Regions from separate parts of the Homo sapiens genome. Here region 1 is linked to region 2. A link is an interaction called in ENCODE POLR2A ChIA-PET data of the cell type or tissue named here. Cell type or tissue: B cell. All regions are shown on one strand.

What was found. Peaks named below come from ENCODE experiments on the same cell type or tissue, not always from the same donor. Only the 100,000 strongest peaks of a DNase experiment are listed, where the experiment ranks them.
Region 1: POLR2A ChIA-PET joins it to region 2 with 6 read pairs; 16 of 35 experiments call an interaction of 5 or more read pairs at or near these places.

The regions. Positions count from the first base shown.
Region 1 is chr16:11,050,748-11,055,747 of GRCh38, reverse strand. CLEC16A (C-type lectin domain containing 16A) reads right to left here. Exons shown (of 24, transcript NM_015226.3): 18 at 4,107-4,235. Among named protein-coding and RNA genes, the nearest start is that of CLEC16A, 110 kb to the right of the region's middle. RefSeq lists enhancers at 3,100-3,249, 4,262-4,839, 4,840-5,000. In B cell, no CTCF peak of the experiment used is centred here; a DNase peak (open chromatin) is centred at 3,017.
Region 2 is chr16:11,245,024-11,250,023 of GRCh38, reverse strand. LOC105371082 (a long non-coding RNA gene) reads right to left here and starts at 423. Exons shown (of 3, transcript XR_933070.4): 1 at 246-423. In B cell, no CTCF peak of the experiment used is centred here; no DNase peak of the experiment used is centred here.

The DNA of each region.
Region 1 (5,000 bases), 190 kb after region 2:
AAAAAATCAGCTGGACGTGGTGGCTCATGCTACTGTAGAGGCTGAGGCAGGAGAATCACTTGAACCTAGGAGGAGCAGGTTGCAGTGAGCCGAGATCATGCCACTGCACTCCAGCATGGGTGACAGACTGAGACTCGTCTCAAAAAAAAAAAAAAAAAAAAAAAAAAAAAAAGCAAGAGGGAAAACGGCGTTATCGTGAGATGCCTCCCCACGGCCTGCAAAGCGCTACCACCATCCTCTCCTGTAGCTGCGCTCCTGCCCCTCCCTCACTTAACTATGCTCCTTGAACATGCCACACTTGGTGGCATCTCAGGGACTGGATGTGTGCTGTTCCCTGTTTGGAAAGTGCCTCCTTTATCACTTTAACCTTCCTGGCTCCTCCTCATGCTCCAGGTTTCAGCTCAGATGTCAACTCTGCAGAGAAGCTCTTCCGATCACTCTATCTGCAGGAGGAGCGCTCCTCAGCCCCTGGCTATGGCATGCTGTTTCTTTCCTCCAGAGCTCTGACTGTGAGTTGATACCCAACCTGCTATTCTCTTACTTGTTAATAAACTTTACCTCACTAGGTAAAAAGAGCGGTCCAGAAGGCAGGGATGTGTGCTCACTCATTTCTTCACCCCCAAGGCTAACACAGTATTTGGCACATAGCAAGAATCTAGCAGCTCTTTGATGAATCTATGAATATTTAGGAATGATTTGCCAGGAGAATTGTTTGAACCTCTTTGACAAGTCCTTAAGGAAAATAAAGGATGGAGTTTCTAAAAAGGATCAGCCTCCTTTAAAAAGTCTACTTGGTGGAAAAAAAAAAAAAAAAAGAAAGAAAACCTTTGAATCCAAAGGGGTAGCTTGGAATGTTCTTTGGATACAAGCAAAAAACTTGAAACGAACCACATAAGCCCTCAATTGCTTGCTAAACCATGTAACTTCCTTTAGCTCAGATTCAAAGCACATTGGTGTGTTCTGATTTCTGAAGTGGGCTTGAAGAGCTAAGCTTCTGGATGATTCTAGATGGCTACCTTGCAACAGGAACCGTAGTGAGATGAGTGGCCAAAGCCACCCTTCAGAAAGAAATTATTAAAGTCACAAAGGAAGCTTTTCTAAAGTGGATGCCTTGGCTTTGAGGTAGCCTGGCCTCTTTTATATCATTCTGCTACCCAGGGACCCTGGGAGGACTTGAGAGTTGCTTTTGGAAACTTGTCAGACAGGCAAAGAGACTCTAGAGAAGCTGAGATATTCTCTATCTGTGCTTCAGCCAGCCACTCGGGTTGTGCATCCTATCCAGGACAAGGGAGGTGGGCAGCACAGCCCTGGGAACCTGCAACTCTGTGACATGTGAGGGGCAAAAAGACTATCATCGAGACCTGCCATTGGCTTGCTGCCGAGTCCTCACGATAACTCTGGAAAGGCAGGCACATTTTACTTGACAGATGGAGACAGCAGCTCAGAGTAGACAAGAAGCAACCTCCCTTCTGCCACATGCCTGACAAACTGGCCCCTGCATTTCTCCCATCTCTCGCCTGTGGATCAGGACCATCTGCCCCAGCCCAGCAGGGCATGAGGTCATGAAACTGTGTTAAGAGGTGACAGCCAAGGTTCTCAAGGGGCTCCAAGGCTCCCGTGATCTGGCTCCTGCCAGCACCCCCAGCCTCATCACATCCTCCTGTGGGCTCCAGCTGCAATCACTGCCGTGTTGGTGCCAGAATGTGCCACCTGTCTCTGGGCCTATGCCTCCCTATCTGATGCCTGTCCCACTTCCTGCTCCAGGTGGGATTAGTGACCTGACCTAATGCTGCTTGAATAATGGCCTGAGCCACATGACCTGCCACTGTCTCTTCCCACTTTGACCTCTAAGGCTCTGATTTCTTCAGGACTGGGGCTGTGTTTTTGCTGTCCCAGTGTCCTGAGCAGAGCCAGCAGATCTCAAGAAGGCAGTGTGGGAAGCAGTGGATCAGAATGCCTAAGAGTCTAGGTTCTGGGGGCCACATTGCCTGGGCTGACTTGTGGCTCAGCTACTCACTAGCTGGGTGACCTTGAGCAAATCACCAGACCTCTCCATGCATCAATTTCTTCCCCTGTGGACAGGGCGTGGTGGTTCACATCTGTAATCCTAGCACTTTGAGAGGCCGAGGTGGGCGGATCGCTTGGGTCCAGGAGTTCAAGACCAGCCTGGGTAACATGGCAAAACCCCATTTCTACAAAAAATACAAAAATTAGCCGAGTGTGGTGGCACACACCTGTAATCCCAGCTACCCAGGAGGCTGAGGTGGGAGGATTGCTTGACCCCAGGGGGCAGAGTGTGTTGCAGTGAGCCAAGATGGCACCACTGCACTCCAACCTGGGTGACAGAGCAGGACCCTGTCTAAAAAAAAAAAAAATTCTTCCTCTGTAAAATGGGGATAATAATAGTGCCAATCTCCTAGGATGGTTATAGAATTTAATGAGGAAATTCACATAAAGAACTGATTTGAATTGATCTACTTCATAACAGAGGCTATGTGTTCATAGAAGTGGTAAGAAAAACCCTGATGAACTGTGAACCAAAAGAAGGTAGAGTGTGGGCTGGGTGTGGTGGTACATGTCTGTAATTTCAGCACTTTGGGAGGCCAAGGCAGGAGGATGGCTTGAGGCCAGGAGTTCAAGGCTAACTTGGGTAACTTAGCAAGACTTCATCTCTATAAAACATCTAAAAATTAGCTAGGTGTGGTAGCTTGTGCCTGTAGTTCCAGCTACCGACGCTGAGGTGGGAGGATGGCTGGAGCCCAGGAGTTTGAGGCTGCAGTGAGCTATGATCGCAACACTGCACTCCAGGATGGATCACAGCTCACTGCAGCCTCCAAAACAACAACAACAACAACAACAACAAAAAGGCAAAGTGGAATCCAGAGCAGCAGTGCTCAGCGTTCAGTCCTCTGGACCTTCTGGCTCAGGGGTGCGGGGGGATCTCCCAGGTGGGGCCTTCTTGGCACAGGATGCTGTAGCCCTGGCTGGGGGTGAGCACGTCAGCATCATGAAGCAACACATACACATCTGTCAGAACCAGTCCTCCAGTGAAAGCTGATGCCAGGACGTCCAGTGCAAACACTGCCACCCACAAACAGAATCGTGTGCCTGGCAGGGAGGACATGGAAGGAAGGCGTCAGTGGGCCGGACAGGGTGGGTCCTGCGGTGAGGCTTGTGGGTTTGGTCAGACAGTTGGAAATGTGGATTGACTCAAGACACATGGGTCCCACTTCCTCTGCACCCCCAGGCTTCCGAGGTAGAACCACCAGCTGCAGGGAGGAAGGTTCAGACTCCTCGTGTCTGAGGTGCAAATGACAGGTCATTCCTGTTTTGCAAAATCCAAAAGTGAAACACCTCTGTCACACACGAATTAACTCAGATGATAAAGGCTGACAAGGGGAGCTGTGTGCAATGAATTCCTCTGAACTATACACAAATACTCATGTCTCCAGTGAATGATTTTCTAGGAAAAGGTGATGGTGCTTTCTAAGAAAGAAACTCTGATCTTACCCGGGAGATAAAATACCATGAACACCCCTGAGGACACTGCTTCCTAGAGTACCTGCTTCGGAAAAAAAGGGCTGATAACGGAAGCACACACTGCAGCTGGTTCTGAGAACTAATCTTTTCACACATATCTGTCCTGCAGGCTGGTGAGATTCACATTTAATTTGACTGTGTCCCAAGAGCAGGTAGATGCCTTAACATCGCACTATCTCTGGGGGTCCTGAGACCGCTGGGCTACGATTTCACACCAACCTCACCTGCACTGGATGTACCGTGCTCACCCCCGATGGTTCACAGAAAACTGGCCCCATTGCCTTACACTCCTGAGCTCAGGGCTTGTCTGTCTGCACTGGTGAAGGCTACCTCTCTGCAGCCAACACTGGGTGCCAGATGCAACGGAATGCCAAACCCTACTTCCCAAAGGGTAAAAACATGCCTTGGAAAGTCATGCCTGGGGGCAAATGGGTACTCTCTATCCACTGTCTAAGCTGTGTTGAGGGCAGGCTCTTGACTTTGACAAAGAAGCCCTTTCCTCCCTGGTCTGGGAGTGGTTCTGGAGAACAGTGGCCCAGGAGATGACAGGTCCTGTGCTCACTCACCCGCCGGGTCTTCTCCACATCGCCACACGGCAGCCGCTTCACGAAGTCAATGCCCGTCAGTGGCGTGCCTGTTGGGGGCAGCAGGATGGAGGCGTCCATCATGAGATATTCCACGTTCATGGGCTTCATCTAGAAGAGACATTACAGGAAACCTCAAAGCAGATTCCTTACTTGGAAGGAGGAAGGGGCCGGGGGAGGTTGCACAGGCCCCTCGCCTTCAACCGCATTTAGTAAATGTAAATGAGTGATCTAAATCCTGGATTTAGATTGAAGTAAAGCACAGAGGCAGCCAGATAAGGGAGCAATATGCCTTTTGGTTTTCTAAATTGCAGATTTTTCCTTTAATTGAAGCAGCAGCTCAGACTCTTGAGAAGTTGCATCCTTGCTGTGAAAAGCTTGCTCCTCTTCGCATTCTCTCTCCACCTCAGCAGGGACAGGGATTCTCAGCAGGAGGCCAGGTATGCTTTATCCCTGTGGGTGCAAGCCCGTCTGCCACCTGCTTCCTCCTCTCTGTCCTTCCAGTGATGATAACAGCTATGGCGATGGCAGCTTCCGTTTAACGAGAGCTGATTCCGCTGCAAGCTGTGACCTAAGGGCTTTTGAGGAGCTGCTTCCCACTTTGCTGATGAGGGAACACAGTCTCAGAGAAGCAGAAAAATGGATCCAAGGTCGCTCAGCTGGTGGGTGGCAGAGCCAAGACATGAGCCCAGGCCTGTCTTGCTCCAGGGCCTCTGTGATTCCCACCCTAGGACCAATGTTTCCCCTTCCTTCCTTGTCCCCTTCACATCTTACCTGGGATAATATAACACAATCATTATTGGAGCATCTACTAAGTGCCAGGCACGTGCTGGGATCACCTCCTGCTGGACGGCAGGTGCTGGTGGGCCCATCATA
Region 2 (5,000 bases):
ACAACGGTGCTCAGGTGGGCGCTCAAATTGTCCCAACCGTGGTCCTGGCTCTGGGACCCGACAGACGGCCCTCGGGGGGAACAGGTTCTACAATGACTGTATGGCCCCAGTACAACCTCCCCCATCTCCTTCCCCCGACACCCAGGGCGAGTCCAGCATCCCACGCCGCAGCCCTGCACGGCTCCCCGCAGCGCACAGAAGGCCCAAGTCCCACGACGGCCCAGGGATCTGGGCAAGGCACTCACCGCGCTCCCTCCTGTTTCAGGGCCTTTGCTCGTGCCGCTCCCTCGTCCCGTGCATCAGGAGTGCTGTCTACCAGCCGGGGTCGGGGTCGAGGCAGACAAATGAAGTCGGGTCGGCTTTTGTCCAGCTGACGCCCCACGGCGCCTGCACTCTCGAGAGGCCACCACGCGCCGCGCCAGTGACGTCATTGCGCCGCTCTCCCCACCAACCGCTGCCCCAGGCCCACTCGGCGTGGCTCGGCCACGCTCGGCTTGACTTGGCTCGGCTCGGCCACACTCGGCTTCCCTCGGCTTCCTCTCGGCCTCTCGGCAGCACTGCGGGCTCCGCAGCCCTTCTGGCCTTCACGTGGTTCCCAGTTCTCGTGGTACGTCCTGCCTGCCGGGATCTCAGGGCTCTTGGAAGACCCCAGGCCCGGGGAGGGCATGTCCCAAGGGCATGCCAGGTCAAGGCCACAATAGCGAGCCCTCTCCCACGCCCTGTAGTCGTCGGAGACCAACGTGTTCTCCCACCCCATTCCGGTCCACAGCAATCCCTGCCTACCCAACCTCACATAGACCTTAGGTCTTGAACCTCTTTTCCTACCTGGAAATGAGGTTAAGAACTACCCACCTCATGGGTGAAGTTCAATCAGAGGATGCCTGAAAAGTGCTTAATACGTGATGTGTGCCCAGTCATTGGAATCAGCCCTCTCTGCTTGATTCTTTCATTGCTGCTGTTTGTTTGTTTGTTGTTGTTGTTTGAAACACCGTCTCATTGACTAGGCGCGGTGGCTCACGCCTGTAATCCCAGCACTTTGGGAGGCCGAGGTGGGCAGATCACTTGAGACCAGGAGTTCGTCACCAGCCTGGCCAACATGGTGAAACCCCGTCTCTACTAAAAATACAAAAATTAGCCGGGCGTGGTGGCATGGACCTGTAGTCCCAGCGACTAGGGATGCTGAGGCAGGAGACTCGCTTAAACCTGGGAGACGGAGGTTGCAGTGAGCCGAGATCGCACTGCTGCACTCCAGCCTGGGTGACAGAGCAAGACTCCGCCTCAAAACAAAAAAACAAGCGAAAAACAGTCTCACTGTCGCCCAGGCTGAATGCAAGGACACAATCACAGCTCACTGCAGCCTCAAAATCCTGGGCTCAGGCAATCCTCCTACCTCAGCGTCCCAAGTAGCTGGGACTACAGGCGTGCAACACCACACCTGGCTATTTTTTATTTTTTTACTGCAGACGGTGGTCCTGCTATGTTGCCCAGGCTGGTCTCGAAATCCCAGCCTCAGTGATTCTCCCACCTTGTCCTTCCAAAGTGCTGAGGTTACAGGCATGAGCCACCGCACCCAGACAGAACTATAATAATAATTATTATTTTGCGTCATAGCAGCTGTGCAGAGGATTTGAATCAGCACAGCCATGAAGTCAGACCCACCTGGTCCCATTCTCAGGTTGCTTCTTGCTAATAACAGCGGTGACTGCCAGCTCACCCATGTCGCTAGACGCTAGGCATGATTCTAAGTAATTCATGCGTAGTATCCCAATTAATCCTCACAAGAACTGTATGAATCAGGTATGACTATTACTACCTTCATTTTGCAGATGAGGAAACTGGGGCACAGGGTTAAATAACGGGCTTGGGTCACACTGCAGGTAGGTAGCAGAGCCTTGGTGGGGGGCATGGATTCGAATCTCGGGCAGCCTAATTTTATAGCCATGCCTTCATTTTCATCTCTAAGCTGAGGCTGTCACACCAGTCACTGGAGCTTCACTTGTATTTTTTTTTTTTTTTTTTGCCAGATCTGTCCAAGTCCCCAGCTGTTCTGTTATTTAATTAATATTTCCTGCAAATTAAGTTACATGATTTCCTTAAGTTAATTTTATTTCAAGGGAAATGTTTTATTACCATAGATGGAAGGTAGAATCACCCGCAACAAAGAGGTAACCCTTAAGCAATGAAATGAAATCCAAAAATTGTAAGTTCTAGCTAGATACTGCTGTGTGCTGAGCAAAAGGTCTGCTCCATGTTTGGTTTAGAGACAGAAAAAGAAAGAAGGAGGCCGGGCACAGTGGCTTGCGCCTGTAATCCCAGCACTTTGCGAGGCTGAGGTGGGCGGATCACCTGAGGTCAGGAGTTTGAGACGAGCCTGGCCAACATGGTGAAACTCTGTCTCTACTAAAAATACAAAAATTAGCTGGGCATGGTGGCGCACACCTGTAATCCCAGTTACTTGGGAGGCTGAGGCCGGAGAATAATCACTTGAACCTTGGAGGTGGAGGTTGCAGTGAGCCGAGATCATTGCCACTGCACTCCAGCATGGGAGACAGAGCGAGACTCTGTCTCAAAAAAAAAAAAAAAAAGAAAAAGAAAGAAAGAAAGAAAGAAAAAGAAAAGAAAAAAAGAAGAAGGAGAGGCCGGGCGCGGTGGTTCACTCCTGTAATCCCAGCACTTTGGGAGGCTGAGGTGGGTGGATCACGTGAGGTCAGGAGTTCAAGACCACCCTGGCCAACATGGTGAAACCCCATTTCTACAAAAATACAAAAATTAGCCCGGCATGATGGCAGGTACCTGTAATCCCAGGTATTCGGGAGGTTGTGGCGGGAGAATTGCTTGAACCTGGGAGGGAGAGGTTGCAGTGAGCCACGATCGTGCCATTGCACTCCAGCCTGGGTGACAGAGTGAGACTCTGTCGGGAAAAAAAAAAAAAAAAAAAAAAGGAGAAGGAGAAGGGGGAGTATTAGCAAGCATTGGAGAGGTGTTTATGACACAATAGCACCAATATGAGACTTTCTTTTTGACTTAAGCAGAAAGACTACAAGAGGATGAAAATATGAAATCATGGTTTCACAGAGGAGGAGGGGCCTCGATGTTTTATAAAAATGTCCATGTTTCACCTAAAACCCCCACCCAGAGACCCTCCAGGGCACTCATCCCATGCCTGGAGAAACACTGCCAGCTGTGTGTTATTGACAAGTAGCCCCTTCACTGATGCTGAGCCTCAGTTTCCTCACTTGTGAAATGGCATAGGCACCCAGAGCTCACAGCGTGTGAAGGATTAAAAGAAAGTGATAATAGGCCCGGCGAGGTGGCTTATGCCTGTAATCCCAGCACTTTGGGAGGCCAAGGCAGGAGGATTGCTTGAGCTCAGGAGTTTGAGACCAGCTTGGGCAACATGGTTGAAAACCCATCTCTACCCACCACCCCCCCAAAAAAAAATTAGCTGGGTGTGGTGGCATTCACCTGTAGTCCTAGCTATTCCAGAGGCTGAGGCACAAGAATCGCTTGAAGGTGAAAGGTGGAGGTTGTGGTGAGCCAAGGTCATGCCACTGCACTCCAGCCTGAGTGACAGAGTGAGACCCTGTCTCAAAAAAAAATAAAAAATAAAAAAGTGATAATAAACTGTGGAGCCCAGCATACATGCTCAACTAAAGGGATGATATTCCCAGGGCAGGCTGGATCCTAAGTCAGGGGACCCTGCCTCTGACCCCAGCTTGTACTGTTGAAAATGAAACCCCCAGCATGCCCAGCCCTGGGCATATTTCTGCCATTTGTCTCACCTTTGCCAAGTCCTCTTGTAGCCAGCCTTCTGACAGGAAAGGCCACAGTTGCCAGAAGTTGGGTCAAAGTGAAACTATCTCAGGTCTAGCCTGGGCAGGGGTGTGGGGGCAGGGGAGGAAGGCACACTCAAGCCTTAAAGCAGGCTCCCCTTCACTGGATTCACAATGGGGAAACTGAGGACCAGAGATGTGGGCCCCAGCTCCCTTTGCAGGCATTAGGAGGGAATTGGGTATGATTACCCAAATTGCAAATTTGATCACCTTACACCCCCAGTTATACACTTAGCTCCCACTGGAAATAAAAATTACTATCAGCTCACCCTTATCTAGCACATTCCAGTTAGGTATTATTATTGTCTAATTTTACAGACAGGGAAACTGAGGCCAGGAGAGGTTATGTTTCTTGTCCATGATTTCAAGGTAGTCAAAGTAGTAGAAGCAGTATTTGAACCAAACAAGGTGACTCCACAGTGTTCCAGCAGCTCTCAACTGCTAGATATTCAAATATGACCCCTTTCCCGTGAAACTTGAGGCCCCCCCGCCATCTGGCTTCAATGTACATTTCCAACCACACCTCATTCCTGTCACATTCCTCGTCTGCTCCCATTTACCCCAATTTCTCATGGTTCCCTAGGCCTTCCTAGCTCCCCAGGGAAAGCCTTTGCTGTTTCCCTTGCTTTCTTTTCACTTGACAAACTCCTACTCAACCTTCAAAACCCAACTCAGCAAACATCTCCCCTAGGAAGCTCTCCTTAACTTTTTCTGCTGGGTCCCGCTGCCTCTGCTAAAGTCCACGTGAGGGACTGCCAAGAGGTTTGCTCTGTCTCACAGATTGAGTGCCAAGAGGGCAGGGACCTCTCTTTGAGAGAGTTTAACCTCTGTAACATAAGCAAGTTTACTTAATCACTGATTAAACCACTTTGTGCCTCAGTTTCCCCATTTGTTAAGCATGAATTATCACTGTCACTATTTGCCAGGACTGTGAAGGGGGTGTAAATGCATGAACATCATAAAGTGCTTAGAAGCATGCCTGGTACAAAGGAAGTTCTCTAGGAAAACAAAAAACAAAAAACAAACAAAAAAAAACAAAACAGAAATGTATCTAGAGGTCAGATACCAGTCCCACATCGAGTGCAGATAATGGGCTAAGTAACCAAGGAGCAATGGAGACAAGGATGTAAATGGGGTGGGGCACGATGGCTCACACCTGTAATCCCA